Linked DNA regions of Homo sapiens: region 2 is linked to region 1. A link is a contact called in ENCODE Hi-C data. All regions are on one chromosome and are shown on one strand. The core of a region is the stretch at or near the end of the contact, and the rest is flanking DNA. Distances in the headings are between cores, read along the strand shown.

The links. A loop is a pair of places that touch in the nucleus more often than their neighbours do. Pooled maps may share reads with other maps.
Region 2: a map of CD8-positive, alpha-beta T cell shows a loop between it and region 1 (17-fold over the local background). The contact joins the promoter of ZNF277 here to the promoter of ORC5 in region 1. A Hi-C loop is called at or near these places in 2 of 168 maps with a recorded cell type or tissue (B cell and CD8-positive, alpha-beta T cell) and 7 of 50 pooled maps.

What each region holds. Positions count from the first base shown.
Region 1 is chr7:104,203,255-104,210,350 of GRCh38, reverse strand. ORC5 (origin recognition complex subunit 5) reads left to right here and starts at 2,338. Exons shown (of 14, transcript NM_002553.4): 1 at 2,338-2,518; 2 at 6,117-6,209. The coding sequence starts at 2,447. RefSeq lists enhancers at 2,160-2,319, 2,370-2,449, 2,490-2,679.
Region 2 is chr7:112,204,540-112,211,889 of GRCh38, reverse strand. It overlaps ZNF277 (zinc finger protein 277), which reads right to left and starts at 5,195. Exons shown (of 12, transcript NM_021994.3): 1 at 5,083-5,195. The coding sequence starts at 5,173. DOCK4 (dedicator of cytokinesis 4) reads left to right here and starts at 5,491. Exons shown (of 53, transcript NM_001363540.2): 1 at 5,491-5,788. The coding sequence starts at 5,752. RefSeq lists an enhancer at 4,980-5,099 and a silencer at 5,270-5,619.

The DNA of each region.
Region 1 (7,096 bases), core at 1,089-3,588:
GTCAGACAGGGACATTTAAGTCTGCAGAGGTTACTGCTGTCTTTTTGTTTGTCTGTGCCCTGCCCCCAGAGGTGGAGCCTACAGAGGCAGGCAGGCCTCCTTGAGCTGTGGTGGGCTCCACCTAGTTTTAGCTTCCTGGCTGCTTTGTTTACCTAAGCAAACCTGGGCAATGGCGGGCGCCCCTCCCCCAGCCTCGCTGCCTCCTTGCAGTTTGATCTCAGACTGCTGTGCTAGCAATCAGCGAGACTCCGTGGGCGTAGGACCGTCGGAGCCAGGTGCAGGATATAATCTCCTGGTGTGCCATTTTTTAAGCCCGTCGGAAAAGCGCAGTATTAGGGTGTGAGTGACCCGATTTTCCAGATGCTGTCTGTCACCCCTTTCTTTGACTAGGAAAGGGAACTCCCTGATCCCTTGCATTTCCTGAGTGAGGCAATGCCTCGCCCTGCTTTGGCTCGTGCACGGTGCACTGCACCCACTATCCTGTGCCCACTGTCTGGCACTCCGTAGTGAGATGAACCCAGTACCGCAGATGGAAATGCAGAAATCACCCGTCTTCTGCATCACTCATGCTGGGAACTGTAGACCAGAGCTGTTCCTATTCGGCCATCTTGGCTGCCTATCGAGGCCATTATTATTCACTGTTTGGGAGACTGCAATAGTCGTTTCAACAAATGAAATTGATTCCACTTTCCACACTGTAGCCAGAAGGAATATTTCTAAGTCAAATCTCAACATTTGCTTCTCTGCCTACAATTCTTTATTGGTCCCCAGCCTGACCTCCTACTACTCTCCAGGTTTATATGTAAAAACTATTTGCTAGTTTCAGTTATGGGATTGCCCATTTGTCCCTTTTTGTCTGTACATTCTTTTGTTTACAATTTCCTTCTTGGTCTCACAGGTGAATCTTTTCTTCAGCCTCAGCTTCCAGGTTCTCTCCTCTGAGAAACCATCCTAAATCATCCAGATGGTAAGGCATGTTCTCTCAGATCAACAATTATCTTTATTATGTAACTGCCAGGCGTTAACTGTGTATGCTGGAAATTGAACTGTGAAGACAGTGTTTCCTGTCCTCATAAAGTATATAGAGAGGGAGACTAACATTTTAGACAGTTTAGTCAGTTTTATTGAATGCTATAAAGATGTCGTGTTATGATTATAATATATGTATACCTTATATGCACAGTATGTTACGGACGTATAACCATCTTAGGAGAGTATCAGAGGCCAGCTTCCCTTGGAGACATTGAAATTTAATGGGTGGTCCCATTATAACCTTTAGAATTCTCTATTAAAAAGTACCTGGGCAAATGCTTTTGAATTGTTGCTGTGAAAATACTATTTTGACTAGCTAATACGTTATATACCACAACTCTCAAAAGATCCTTTTGACCATCACAAATCTAAGACTGATCTACAATCTATGGGCAGATTGAAGTCCACAATTTAAATTTATGTATAACAGGTAGTATGTACAGGATCTTCTACTCCTAGCAATAACCTAGCCAGTATTATCCCTATTTTATAGATAAGGAAGTTGAGGCTCAACTATTCCAAAGTCCCCCTATTCAGCAGTTGAGTCAGTCAGTGGTCCCAACCCAGGGGTTTCAGGACGCCAAGCTCTCTTTCCACCATGCACTTGCCTACTTCTGTATCTTATTTCCAGAATCTTCTAGTGTTTAGTCGCTAGTAGGTGCCTCACAAATAAATACACGTGAAAGCCTAATGCTAAAAGTAGCATTATTTTTACTATCAACCTCACCAACACACACTACGACTTCATCCCATTAGGACTGAGAGGCTTTCCACATCTGGTTTAAAGCTTGCACAAAAAATAGTAATTCCAAGCTGTGCATTAAACCCCATTACACCCTGTTTTGTACTCAATGCCACTAATTTCCCACAACGTCGTCAGGGAAAAAAACGACAACAAAAACATCTTTTGACAATATTAGTCTTCTAAGTCCGCCTTCCACGTCCCTCTAAGGGCCCCAGCTCCGGGTCCGTCTTCTTAGGCACTCAAGGTTTCTAAACTTGGGGCTTCCAGCCGGTAAAACTAAAGGCACGGGGTTCAGGGGTCATTGGAGGCCCACGGGACCCCCTTAACCCCTTCCACCCCTTCCCTATTCGCCCATCTCCATGTCGTCTCCTTAGCCTTTGAGTGGAAAAAGCGTCAGCCCGAAATCCCCACCAAGCCCAAGAATGGGCAAAACCTCGGCGCGCACAGGACCAGCGAGAAGAGGATGGTTCCGGCCCTGAGACTAGAGCGGCGGCGACGCTCGGCGTACGCGCTGCCGTCACGCCGCAGCCCGGCAGCGCAGGCTCCTCCCACGACGCTGCGGGTCCGGTTTCCGGCGGGAGCGTGGGCCGCCAGACTCGGGAGAGGCTCCGTCTTGTGCAAGGGTCCTGTGGGCTGGCTGCACTGGCCTCTGCGGTGGTGCCTGCCAGAATGCCCCACTTGGAAAACGTGGTGCTTTGTCGCGAGTCTCAAGTGTCCATCTTGCAGTCCTTGTTTGGAGAGGTATTGTAGTTAAACTGTCTTCCAGATCCTGGAGGCAGACGTTTCGGTAGTCTTGCGACCTGTTCCAATATTTGTTTTTTCGTGTTTGGATTGAGGGCCAAAAGGCCGTTTTTACGTTAAATAGGGGTGTTGTGGTTCTGTACTGCAGCTTCACCCACAGTCTCTTCCGAATATTGAAGAGGAGACAGTCTGAGAGCGACCGGCCTGCACTATAGGACGTTGCCTAAGACGTATTTGAAACACGCCACACTTTTCAGAAGTTTGCCCACATTAGCTCCTAGAAGTTGCTTGTTATCTTACCCCAACCCAATGACATTTATGTAACAGATGTGTTTGCAGGGTGTTATTTATTCAAATGTAAGTTCACACGTTTCTGTGCGGTAGTTGGAGTGAGTCAAGTGTAGAGAGGTGGTTGCTTTCAAGGCCACTAAGGGCCAAAGCAGTGCTTCAGGTTTAAAAATTTACTGGCTTTTCCAGAATTGTAACAGTCCAGAAGAGGTCTAGGGTAAACTTTTCTCCTTAACTGATAGTTCACAGGATGCCCTAGAGAGGAGTTTGTCTTGTCTGGATGAACATAGATACGTAGGGAGTCCTTTCAATAGGCAGAGGGTAGCGTTCACCAATTCAAAATTTAACCTATTTTTGACTATTTTCTGGTGGTCTTTGATGTGCTTTTTGATTCAGACTCAATCAGAATTGGAATTAATCAAACTTGGATCTTACCTGCGAAGAGAGTGAATGAGAATTCAGGGTCATACTCATACCCCCATCTTCTGGTTTGCTTTTTTAAGTACAGTCATGCGTTGCTGCCACTTAGTGAGGGGGATACGTCCTGAGAAATGCATCGTTAGGCAATTTAATCCCTGTGAATATCAGAAAGTGTATTTACACAAACCTAGATGGTGTAGCCTGCTATACACCTAGGCTGTATGGTGTAGCCTGTTCCTCCTAGGCTATAAACCTCTACAGCGGTGCTACTATACTGAATACTGTAGGCAGTTGTAACACAGTGATAAGTCTGCATCTAAAAGTGTCTAAACATAGAAAAGGTACAGTGAAAATAGGGTATTATAATCTTATGAGATCACTGTTGTATATGTGGTCCATCTTTGAATGTACACGTGACTGTACTTTCATCCAACTAGAAATATTGCATGGCAATTTGAGGTGGCCTGTGAAGCATTAGTGGAAAAGTACTACCCTCTGTCTAAAGGGGTGCATTATTTAGGGAAGTTAGAGGTCAACAACTGCATCTTCAATTAATTTTCTATTTATACTGCTTTCAATTATAGTTATATTATTACTGGAGCATTTTCTTGATTATGTTCTCTGCATTTCATCTATGGAACGCAGATCACTCCAGCCAGAAATGTTCCTGCTGAAAGAGCAAATTGGCAAATAGGGATGAGTAAACTTAGTGGTGGATCACAGAAGAGTTTTTGACCTTTGCTTTTAATGAAAATTATGTTTAACAATATTTTAATATCAGTTTTCTGCAAGGTGCTGTGCATGTGGGAAATACAAACAACTATAGCAAAGAAATATAAAAAATTGGTTCATGTTTCTAAGAATACTCATTTATTTGTTCAATAAATAAATATTTACCGAGCACCTTTTCTGTGTCAGGTACTAGCTTATTGCAGTTTATGTTAGCGAGATTTATGAAGGTGAAAGGTTAAATAACAGTGGAACAGTTCAATATAATTCTAGGTCACAATAGAAAAGATGTTTAAGGTATTATTAGGCAACAACATGTAATGGATAGCAGAGATACTCAGCAACATGCATTTAATTCTTGAGACAGAATTTTTTGTTTTTGTTTTTTGAGACAGGGTTTGGCTTTCTTTCCCAGGCTGGAGTGCAGTGGCATGATCTTGGCTCACTGCAGTCTCTGCCTCCCAGGCTCAAGCAGTCCGCCCACCTCAGCCTCCGAGTAGCTGGGACCACAGGTGTTTGCCTCCAAGCCTGGCTATTTTTGTGTTTTTTGTAGAGATGGGGTTTCACTGTATTTCCCAGGCGAACTCCTGAACTCAAGTGATCTGCCTGCCTTGGCCTCCCAAAGTGTTGGGATGACAGGCTTGAGCCACTGCATCCTGCTGAGACAGAATTTTTGGGCCAGTTAATTTATGATTGTTACATATAAACTTCAGAAAAAGATTCATGTATTACATTACCTATTCATTTCAAGTAAATTTTTAGTCTATTTTTAGCAGTTGAGCTGCTTTTGCCATAGCTGTATGCCATTTAGAAAGTCTTTTTCCTGCGTAAATCTGAGTTCCTGATTTGTCTTGTAAAAGGAAATGTTTAACTTAGTGACTTGAATGTAATAAATGTTTGTGACTGTTGCTGTAATCGATGATAATTAATAGAGACTTAACTTTCTGATAGAAATTGCATAATCCCATTTTCTTGTAATTATTTAAAAAAATGTATTATTAAAAAATAGGCCAGGCACAGTGGCTCACACCTGTAATCCCAGCACTTTGGGAGGCTGAGGCAGGCAGATCACAAGGTCAGGAGTTTGAGACCAGCCTGACCAACATGGTGAAACTCCGTCTTAACTAAAAATACAAAAATTAGCTGGGTGTGGTGGCACACACCTGTAATCCCAGCTACTCAGGAGGCTGAGGCAGGAGAATCGCTTAAACCCGGGAGGCAGAGGTTGAAGTGAGCCGAGGTCACGCCATTGCACTCCAGCCTGGGTGACAGGGTGAGACTCCATCTCAAAAAAAAAAAAAAAAAAAAAGAGTATTATTAAAAAATCAAGTTTTCCCGTAATTATTTTAAAAATGTAGACTATAATTTCCTCCAAAGTAGATAATGTCTTTTACTGTTATTTGTTCTCTTCAGTACCTCATGGTTTTCAGCATTTAGTAGGTATCTAATGAAAGCGTTCATTTAAGGAATGAAGTACAAGTATTTGTAGTATTAACTAGACCAGAGAGACCTTTGACAATATTTACTTTTCTCTAAGCTGCTAACCTAATGTACTGCAAGAGGATCTTGCACATATGTATTTTAAAATAAATGCTATGCAGATTTTATTAGTGTTTTATGTGATCTAATGTATGCATTTATGCCAGCATCAGTGAGTATGCATAGTTCAGAAGTAGTCTATAAGTTTTCCTAAGAATGAGGACCCTTGAAATTCCTTTTAATCTTTTGATTATATGTACTTTATTTCATAGCATTAAAATGTATAGTGAAGTTGTGGCATCGCAGGAGATAAGAGTCTTTAAGAAGGAGTAATATAAAAATGGAGTATGAACAAAATTATCCTTGAAAAATCTCTTAAATCTGCTATGAAGTTGAAAATACTAGTTTGTATATGTAAACCTGTACGATAATAAAAATATAAATATATAGTACATAATAAAATATGCCAAATATGTTACATACATTTTAATTTCATAACAAAGAAAGTGCTTAGAGTTGAATTCAAGTAGGTTCAAAGTGTGTTGATGCATCCACAATATGCTCATTGTTAGGAATTTGGATTGAATATTTCACTTTTCCACGTACAACTTTCTCACAAGTTGATAAGTGTTTATTTTCTATTTTGTATGTGCAGCCTCATATTTGTCTTTTCTCTCGTTAGAGACATCATTTCAGCTTTCCATCCATTTTTATTTATGGACATACTGCTAGTGGAAAGACCTATGTAACACAAACGTTGTTGAAAACTTTAGAGGTAAGAATAAAAATATTAAATATTTCTTTGCCATTTTTAGTGTATAATATTGGTACTGATAATTGTGAATCTCCACAAATGCAAAATTGAACATACCACCTTTACATTACTCTCCTTCCCATATTATCTTTCTCCATGAATGGTCTACTGTCATTGACACAGTTGTCCAAACTTGCACTTTCTTAACTCTTTCCTCATCTTCCCTCATTTAGTAAATCACATCAATAAACTTAGTCTGTTGCTTCACATTGTTAAAATCATGTCTCCATCTACCTTTAATCCTAGCCATTGCTGCTAGGATTTTCATTTACCATTGTTTTTTTTCCATGTATTTCTGTAAGCCTCTTATTTGCAATCTTCACCCAGCAGCTAGGCCATGCAAATCTTAATATTTTCAGGACAGTGTTCAAGTAATTCGCCCATTGTATAAGACCTTTCATGAGCTGAATTTATCTTTCATAACACAGTGGTTAAGAGTTTGGGCTGTGGAGTCTGGCAGACTCATGTTCCTTTTTGGATTCACCAGTTAGTGCTTTCTCCATCTGCAAAGTTGGCTCATAGTGACAACATTTGGGATTAAGAGAATTAAATGTTAGCACATGGAAAGTGCTTTCTGCAGTACATAGTGCGTAGTAAGCACTCAATAAAGGTTAGCTGCTATTATTGATGAGTATTGCCATACTCCCTTTCATATCCTAAACCAGAGATGGGCAGTCTTTTTCTTAAGGGCCGGATAACTAACATTTTGTGCTTGTGGACCACGTAGTTTCTGTCTCACCTGCTTGACTCTACTGTATTGTGAAAGCAGCCATGGGCATTCTCTATGTGAATGGGCATGACTGTGTTTCAAAGCAACAGTATGTACAAAAACAGGTGGCTAGCCCACA
Region 2 (7,350 bases), core at 3,946-6,445, 8.0 Mb before region 1:
AACACTGGATGTACAAAAGTGAAATAAGGCAACTCTTGACCTCAAGAAGTTCACTGTCCACTGGGGTAGACAAAGTTGCCAAAAAATAACTACAGTGTGACATGGTAAGTGGATAATGGAGATATGGGAAAGGAAGCAGGGTGACTGAAGATGAGGCTAGACAAGTAGATTAGAATCTTAAATGCCACACAGAGAGTTTGGACCTAATTATACATGTAGCAGAATTACACTGAAGATTTCAAGTGGAGATCCATGAATATATTTGTTTTACAATGTGGATTAAAGGAGGTAAAGTCAAGAGTCAGTGAGATCAACAGGAAGGTTTTGCAATCGTTCAGGCTAGAATTCCATTCTGGTCAAACACTTATTAAACATTAACAATGTGCCAAGAACAGAATCAGGCTGACAAACACACATACAACTGGTTCTCAAGAGCACTTTCTGGGGCATGGGAGATGCAGGTAGGTAATTCAGCAGTAATGGTGAGGGTTAGTAATGGAATTAGCACAGTGGCTGTAGCTATGAATAGAGGGAACAGGTTCAAAATATACTACAGGCGCAGAAAAATAAGGCTTGCTAACTGATCAAATTCAGTACCTGAGGGCGAGTTAGGAATCAAGGATGCTTCCTAGGTTTCTAGCTTAGACTTGATGCCATTTATTGAAATAGGAAATACAAGAATGAGGAGTTTACATCACCTGCTACCCTTCCCTCTTTCTTCCAGAGACATCACACATGAGATAGTAAGTTCTCTGGAAGATAAACATTACCAAAATCATCAGATAATAAGGTCCAGAATCCAAGCATTAGCAAAATCATCAACTACTAAACACCCATTCGGAGGGAAAAAAGTTGACTTTGACAGAATATTACAATATGGAGATACAGATTAATACTCAGAAGAAATAGCCTCAGTCACAAAAGCCTCCTAAATGTATTATTACTGAATTGTGCTACCTTGCTGATTTTTAAAAACAGCAAAAGAACAAATGCCAATGACACCACGTGAGGGATGCTGAATCTATTTATTATCTGTTCTTAATTTTAGGAGACAAATTGAAATTCTGGTTACTGTTCAGATGTATGTAAAGCAGTGTCCTTTAACCCTTGACCTAGTGTGCCAGGTGCAGTAGCTCACGCCTGTAATCCCAGCACTTTGGGAGGCCGAGGAGGGTGGATCACCTGTGGTCAGGAGTTTGAGACCAGCCTGGCCTAGATGGCGAAACTCTGTCTCTACTAAAAATATAAAAATTAGCTGGGCATGGTGGCACACGCCTGTAATCCCAGCTACTCGGGAGGCTGTGGCAGGAGAATCACTTGAACCCGGGAGGCGGAGGTTGCAGTGAGCTGAGATCGTGCCACTCCACTCCAGCTTGGGTTACAGAGCAGGACTCTGTCTCAAAAAAAAAAACAAAAAAAAAAAACAAAAAACAAAAACAAAAAAAGCAAAAAAATCCTTGACCTCAATGTGGGGACTTTCTTGGAGAAGGATGGAGCCACAGAAGTCTGGCAACACAGTGGTCTCAGTGAGTGTTGCACCTGCCTGCACCCCACCCACTGACTCACTCTAGCAGAGATTTTGAGGAATTGCAAGGATTTCTATAAAAAGTCTTCCTAGGCCTCACTGTCCCAGGGTATTAAACACACAGACTAACATTTTAATCAGAGCAAGAAGAAAATCTCTTAAAAGAAGCAGTTTTCAAGAAGTCAAAAAGGTGTATGTTTTTTAAAAATTTTATTTTTATTATACTTTAAGTTCCAGGGTACATGTGCACAACTTGGAGGTTTGTTGCATATGTATACATGTGCCATATTGGTTTGCTGCACCCATTAACTCGTCATTTACATTAGGTATTTCTCCTAATGCTATCCCTTCCCCATCCCCCAACCCCACGACAGGCCCGGGTATGTGATGTTCCCTGCCCTGTGTCCAAGTGTTCTCATTGTTCAATTTCCACCTATAAGTGAGAACATGTGGTGTTTGGTTTTCTGTCCTTGCGATAGTTTGCTCACAATGATGGTTTTCAGCTTCATCCATGTCCCTACAAAGGACATGAACTCATCCAAAAAGGTGTATGATTTTTACAGGGAAAGACATACTTGATAACCTAAATGACTGCCTAACAAAAAATATACTTTTAATATAAATATTTACACCTAAAATTTATATCACACCTTGTTGGCTTTGAAAAGATTTTGGAAAAAGTAACAGAATGATACATAGGTTATTAAGCAGAATTTTTAATGACAACTTTATCTTATAAAAATGACATAAAAAATCAACCATTAATTTCTCCTGTTGACTGCTACAAGTCAATGAGAATACTGGGTATTTCTCACCGAGGGTGAGAAATTTTTTTATGTTATAGATACCGCAAATTCACTACTACTCAACACTTTTATTGAAAACAAACTGGAATCAAAAACTAAGCTTTCTATCAGTTACTTAATTCAATCTACTAGTCATTGAAACATTGGTCCTGGATTATTTCCTCAAAGTTTGTGACAATATGGGGGAAAGAACACTCATATACTACAGGTGGCAATGTATGCTGAATATATTTTAAGAGGAAAGTCTGGCATCTGTCAAAATTTTAAACTTGCATAACCTTTGATCCAGCAATTTTCTCCCAAAATATACAACCAGTGGGCAAGAATATATGTACATAAAGTTGTTCATTGCAACATTACTGAAAAACTAAAGTCACACTATATGTTCATTTATAAGGGAATGGATAAAGAATGGCACAATCATATTTTGGAATATGATGGGCACAGTCCTTAAAAAAAAAGGAAACAAATGTACTGACGTGGAAGGGTTTCTATGATAGACTGCTGAAAGAAAAAAGAAGGTTGCAGATCTTTCAGTTTATATAGATTTATCCCTTTTTATTATAAAAATCAAATCATAGGCCGGGCGCGGTGGCTTACGCCTGTAATCCCAGCACTTTGGGAGGCCGAGACGGGCGGATCACGAGGTCAGCAGATCGAGACCTCCTGGCTAACACGGTGAAACCCCGTCTCTACTAAAAATACAAAAAACTAGCCGGGCTTGTTGGCTGGCGCCTGTAGTCCCAGTTACTCGGGAGGCTGAGGCAGGAGAATGGCGTGAACCTGGGAGGCGGAGCTTGCAGTGAGCCGAGATCGCGCCACTGCACTCCAGCCTGGTTGACAAAGCGAGACTCCGTCTCAAAAAAAAAAAAAAAAAAAAAAAATCAAATCATACAGACGTGTGTCATATAAGAATATGGTGGTTTAACAGAATACGGATTGTAGGATTAAAAAAAAAAAAAGAAGAAGAAGAATATGTTGGAAAGAATATGTACCAAACTCTTATCACTTAATACTCGGGGAGTGGTGCTGTGAGGTGAGGGAATTTTCATTTTTTTTACTTCATACACTTCTGAATGGTTTGAAGTGCTTTTAAAAACTTTTAAACTTGTAAAATTTAAAAATAAATATTTTTAAATATTTTACATTTTTGAAAGGCATATCCTTTTTTTTTGTTTTGTTTTTGATACAGAGTCTTGCTCTGCCTCCCAGGCTGGAGTGCAGTGGTGGATCATGGCTCACCACAACCTCCGCCTCCCGGGCTCAAGGGATTCTCCTGCCTCGGCCTCCCGAGTAGCTGGGACTACAGGCATCCGCCACCACGCCCGGCTAATTTTTGTATTTTTAGTAGAGACGGGGTTTCACCATATTGGCCAGGCTGGTCTCGAACTCCTGACCTTGTGATCCACTCGCCTCGGCCTCCCAAAGTGCTGGTATTACAGGGGTGAGCCACCGTGCCCGGCCATTTTTTAAAATAAGTTAGACTGTGAGATAAATTCACCAGTTTAGATCTTAAACTGGTAGCCCTCTGGAACTTTGAAAATCTAGGAAACCGTAATAGTCTGTTACCATCAGATAGCCCAATATATAACCAACCCAAAAATAAACCATTAGGGTGTTAAATTCAATATTTAACTCAGGAGACTACCAAAGATTTGTTTGGTAGAGGTACTAAAATAATTTCAGAGTAGGGAGTTCCACTGTTGGGAAGTGGGAAAAAACTGCACTTCAACTCTGTGCCGCTGAGGTAAATACTTAAGATGATATCAATTTAACTGTGAAAGCAAAAACAAATAAATCGAAAAACAAAGTCGCAACAGTCTGAGAACTATATTTAAGCCCCAAACCATGTTCATCAGAAAAAGACAACTTGTGCTAAATTACACATCAAGACAAAAATGGGGTGGGGGGAATGGGGGAGGGATAGACTAAAGGTAAAAGAGTCCTAAACACAATCCACCTGCAGCTTTCAAAATTTGGTTTTTTATTCCTACAGTGGATCAGAGGACAACCTGAAAGTCAGGTACAGCCAAAGTTGTGATGGTTTTCAAAACTCTTTTCAAATGTTCTTTGAAGCCACGAGTGCAAATTATCTATCACTTTCCTTTTCTTTCTCTAAGGACCCAGAGACTGGGAAGATCTCTCAGGCTCCACATACAAATCTGAAGAACACCCAGAGCAGTTAACCATCTACAGGGAGGTTGTGAGATACACACACTTTCCCTTCAGAGGTCACCTCAGCCACAAACTGGGCAAATCTGTAGAGTGGAGAGCAGTGACCACCAGTCTGCGACTGGAAATACTCCGGAAGCTAAATAAAACACACCTGCGAGGTCAAACCAAGCAAACCAAGGCAGTGTACTGGTGAGGAGAAAGAGCTGCTAATCCCAAAATTATAAACACACGCGCGCGAACCAGATCTGAACCAAACCCACTCAGCAGCTAGCTCAAAGCTGGGAGCTCCAAACCAGAAGACAAACGCTCAGGGAGCTTCCCCGGCGGAGGGGAAGGCCATTCCATGGCATTTTCTCCGCCATCCCATGGCATTTTCTCCGCCATCCCCGGGCAGCCCCAACCAAGTAGCCGCCACCGGCTCCAACCCATCCCGCTGGGCCACCACCCGTGGGGCCCAGTCGAACCCAGGTGGCCCCAGAGCTGAAGGGCTCCTAGGGTCAGACCAGAGGTCCGTTGCACACCCGGTCATAGAGAAAGGAAGACACATCAGCCGCGCCTCCGGGGCACCGTACTCACCCCCATAACCTACACCCCCGACTGTGCTGCAGCTCCCATCACGGTCTTCCTGCATTCGGGCGACAGCCCCCTGGGTCTTGGAAGCAGCCATTACCCGGCAGAAAAGAAAAGGGAGGGCCGCAGGGCGGGTCGGAGGCGGGGTGGCACCAGTAGAAACGCTACTGGAGGCGAACTCCCCGTCGACGTAATGTTTTCTCCACACCTACGCCGCGCTCTGGACCAATAGGACGCAATCAGTAAAACTGAATCCCCGCCCCGAACCACATTTGCCGCGCCCACTTCCGGGATGGGGAGGCCAAGAACTACAATTCCCAGCGTGCTGCGGGGCCCTGGGACGGGAGGGCTGGACTAGGCGCTGGCGGGCGGGGGTGCGCCGGAGAGTGCCCCGGCGTGTTCGCTTAGTTCAGTGAATCAGAACAATGACTGCGCCGCCGGGTACCCGGGAGCGCGTCGGAGGACTGTGAGCAGCCGCCGCCGGGAGAGCTGCGGGCGGCGCAGTGTCAACGCTGGGCTCGGGAGCCTCCAGCGCAGATCCTGCCCAGCGCCCGCAGCCCGCGCGAAGCCGCTGGGCTCCGGCACTGCAGCGCTGCTCGGGGACTGTGCATTGTTGTGAGCCGGAGAAGGGGCGCGGGGATTACAAAGCCTGAAGACCCCGGAGCCCCTTTAGCCATGTGGATACCTACGGAGCACGAGAAATACGGCGTGGGTGAGTCTCCGCGGGGCGAACTTTTATTCTGCTCTGGCCCGAGCGAGTGCGCATTTCTCGTCCTTGCCCCCGCGCCCCTCTCGCTCCGCCCGGTTGAAAATGCCTAATCCTGGCATCGCGCAGCTGGTACGGGGCTTTGCCGAGCCAGCTCCAGGCAGAGGGCTGCGCACCAGGCTCTCGCCCCGCACCGCCTGCTCGGCGCGCCCCGCACTGGTTCCCGAAGCGCCGGGACAGCTTGGGGGAGCGCGCGGCCGGCCCGCTAGCTTCGGGCTCTGCCTGCGGAGTTTGGAGTGGCGACTGGGCGTGTGTGTGTGTGTGTGTGTGTGTGTCAAGTTGGAAGAGGAGGCGAATGGGGTTTCTCTCCTTCCTTACCCTTCTTCCCCAAAGCGACAGGGAGCTGCAACGGTTCCTCTGGGTGGAGAGGGAGACAACAACACTCGGGCAGAGAGAACACCCCCAAAACAGTAGGGAGGCGCAAACCCTTCCCTCTGGCTCGGATCGACATTCCCGGAGTGTGGAATGTGGCAGGGTCCTGGAGAGAGCCGCTCTGACAAGCTGAGCCCTCTCTGACCCTCCTCCCTCTCTGCGATCCCGGATTTATGGGGTGTGTATGTTGCGGGGCGGGGGCATTGGTAAATTTCAACATCTGCGCCGCTCGGTTCTTTGGTCTTTGGAGAAGAACGGGTATTTCAGCAGTGTTTTTACTTCTGGCCACCCTCTCGACCCCGGGTGAGCGCAGTGGGGGCGGTGTGGCGGTACAGGGCTGCTGAGTGATAAATGGGGAGGGGGATCGGAAAGCCTGGTTCTTGGGGGCAGGGAGATAGCTTTTAGGAAAGCATACCCTGACACTGGCGTTCGGAGAAAAAGGAACAGGATAGCTCTCGCTGTTCTGTGTAAAGGTGAACAACAAAGGACATTAATGTTGACTGATGAATACAGGAGTCTCCCTTCCTTTTCCTCCTCCCATTTCAGGCGGGTTACAGTTCCCGTTTTTGTTGTTTGATTTCAGCTGGGTCGCCCCTTGACAGTTACTCCTTTTAGGGTTGAGACTATTAAGAAGCCAGGCTCTCCGACAAGGCTGCAGCCGGCCAAATGCAATTATAACCTCCCAGAAGGTCTAACAGAAAGCATTATGGATTTTACTAACACTCTTTATTTCCTATAATGCCCTGTTCTGCCGACTGGTGTACTTTGTGTGTGTGTGTGTGTGTGTGTGTGTTTTAAAATTGAGGACAGGTCTAGTGATTTAGGTGATGTGTAGATATCTGCTTATGTTCTAAATTCATTTTCCTGCAATTTAAAACATCTGGAAAGCCTTCCCAGGGAGTCGTAGTCCGAGGGGATTTTTGTTTTTTTTTTTCCCAACTTTGCCTGGGGATAGGACTTTGGGGTCCATTGAAAGGACTGTAGGATTCAACAAAATCATTCCCACATTTCACGTTAGCTTCCATTCTGGATTGTGACTAATTACCAAGACAATAGTTTGACCTGAACCCACCTTTGGGAAAGGTTTCCAGCTTTCCCTCCTTCAAAGTGTCAGAGGAGTCTTTGCCAGCCTCTTT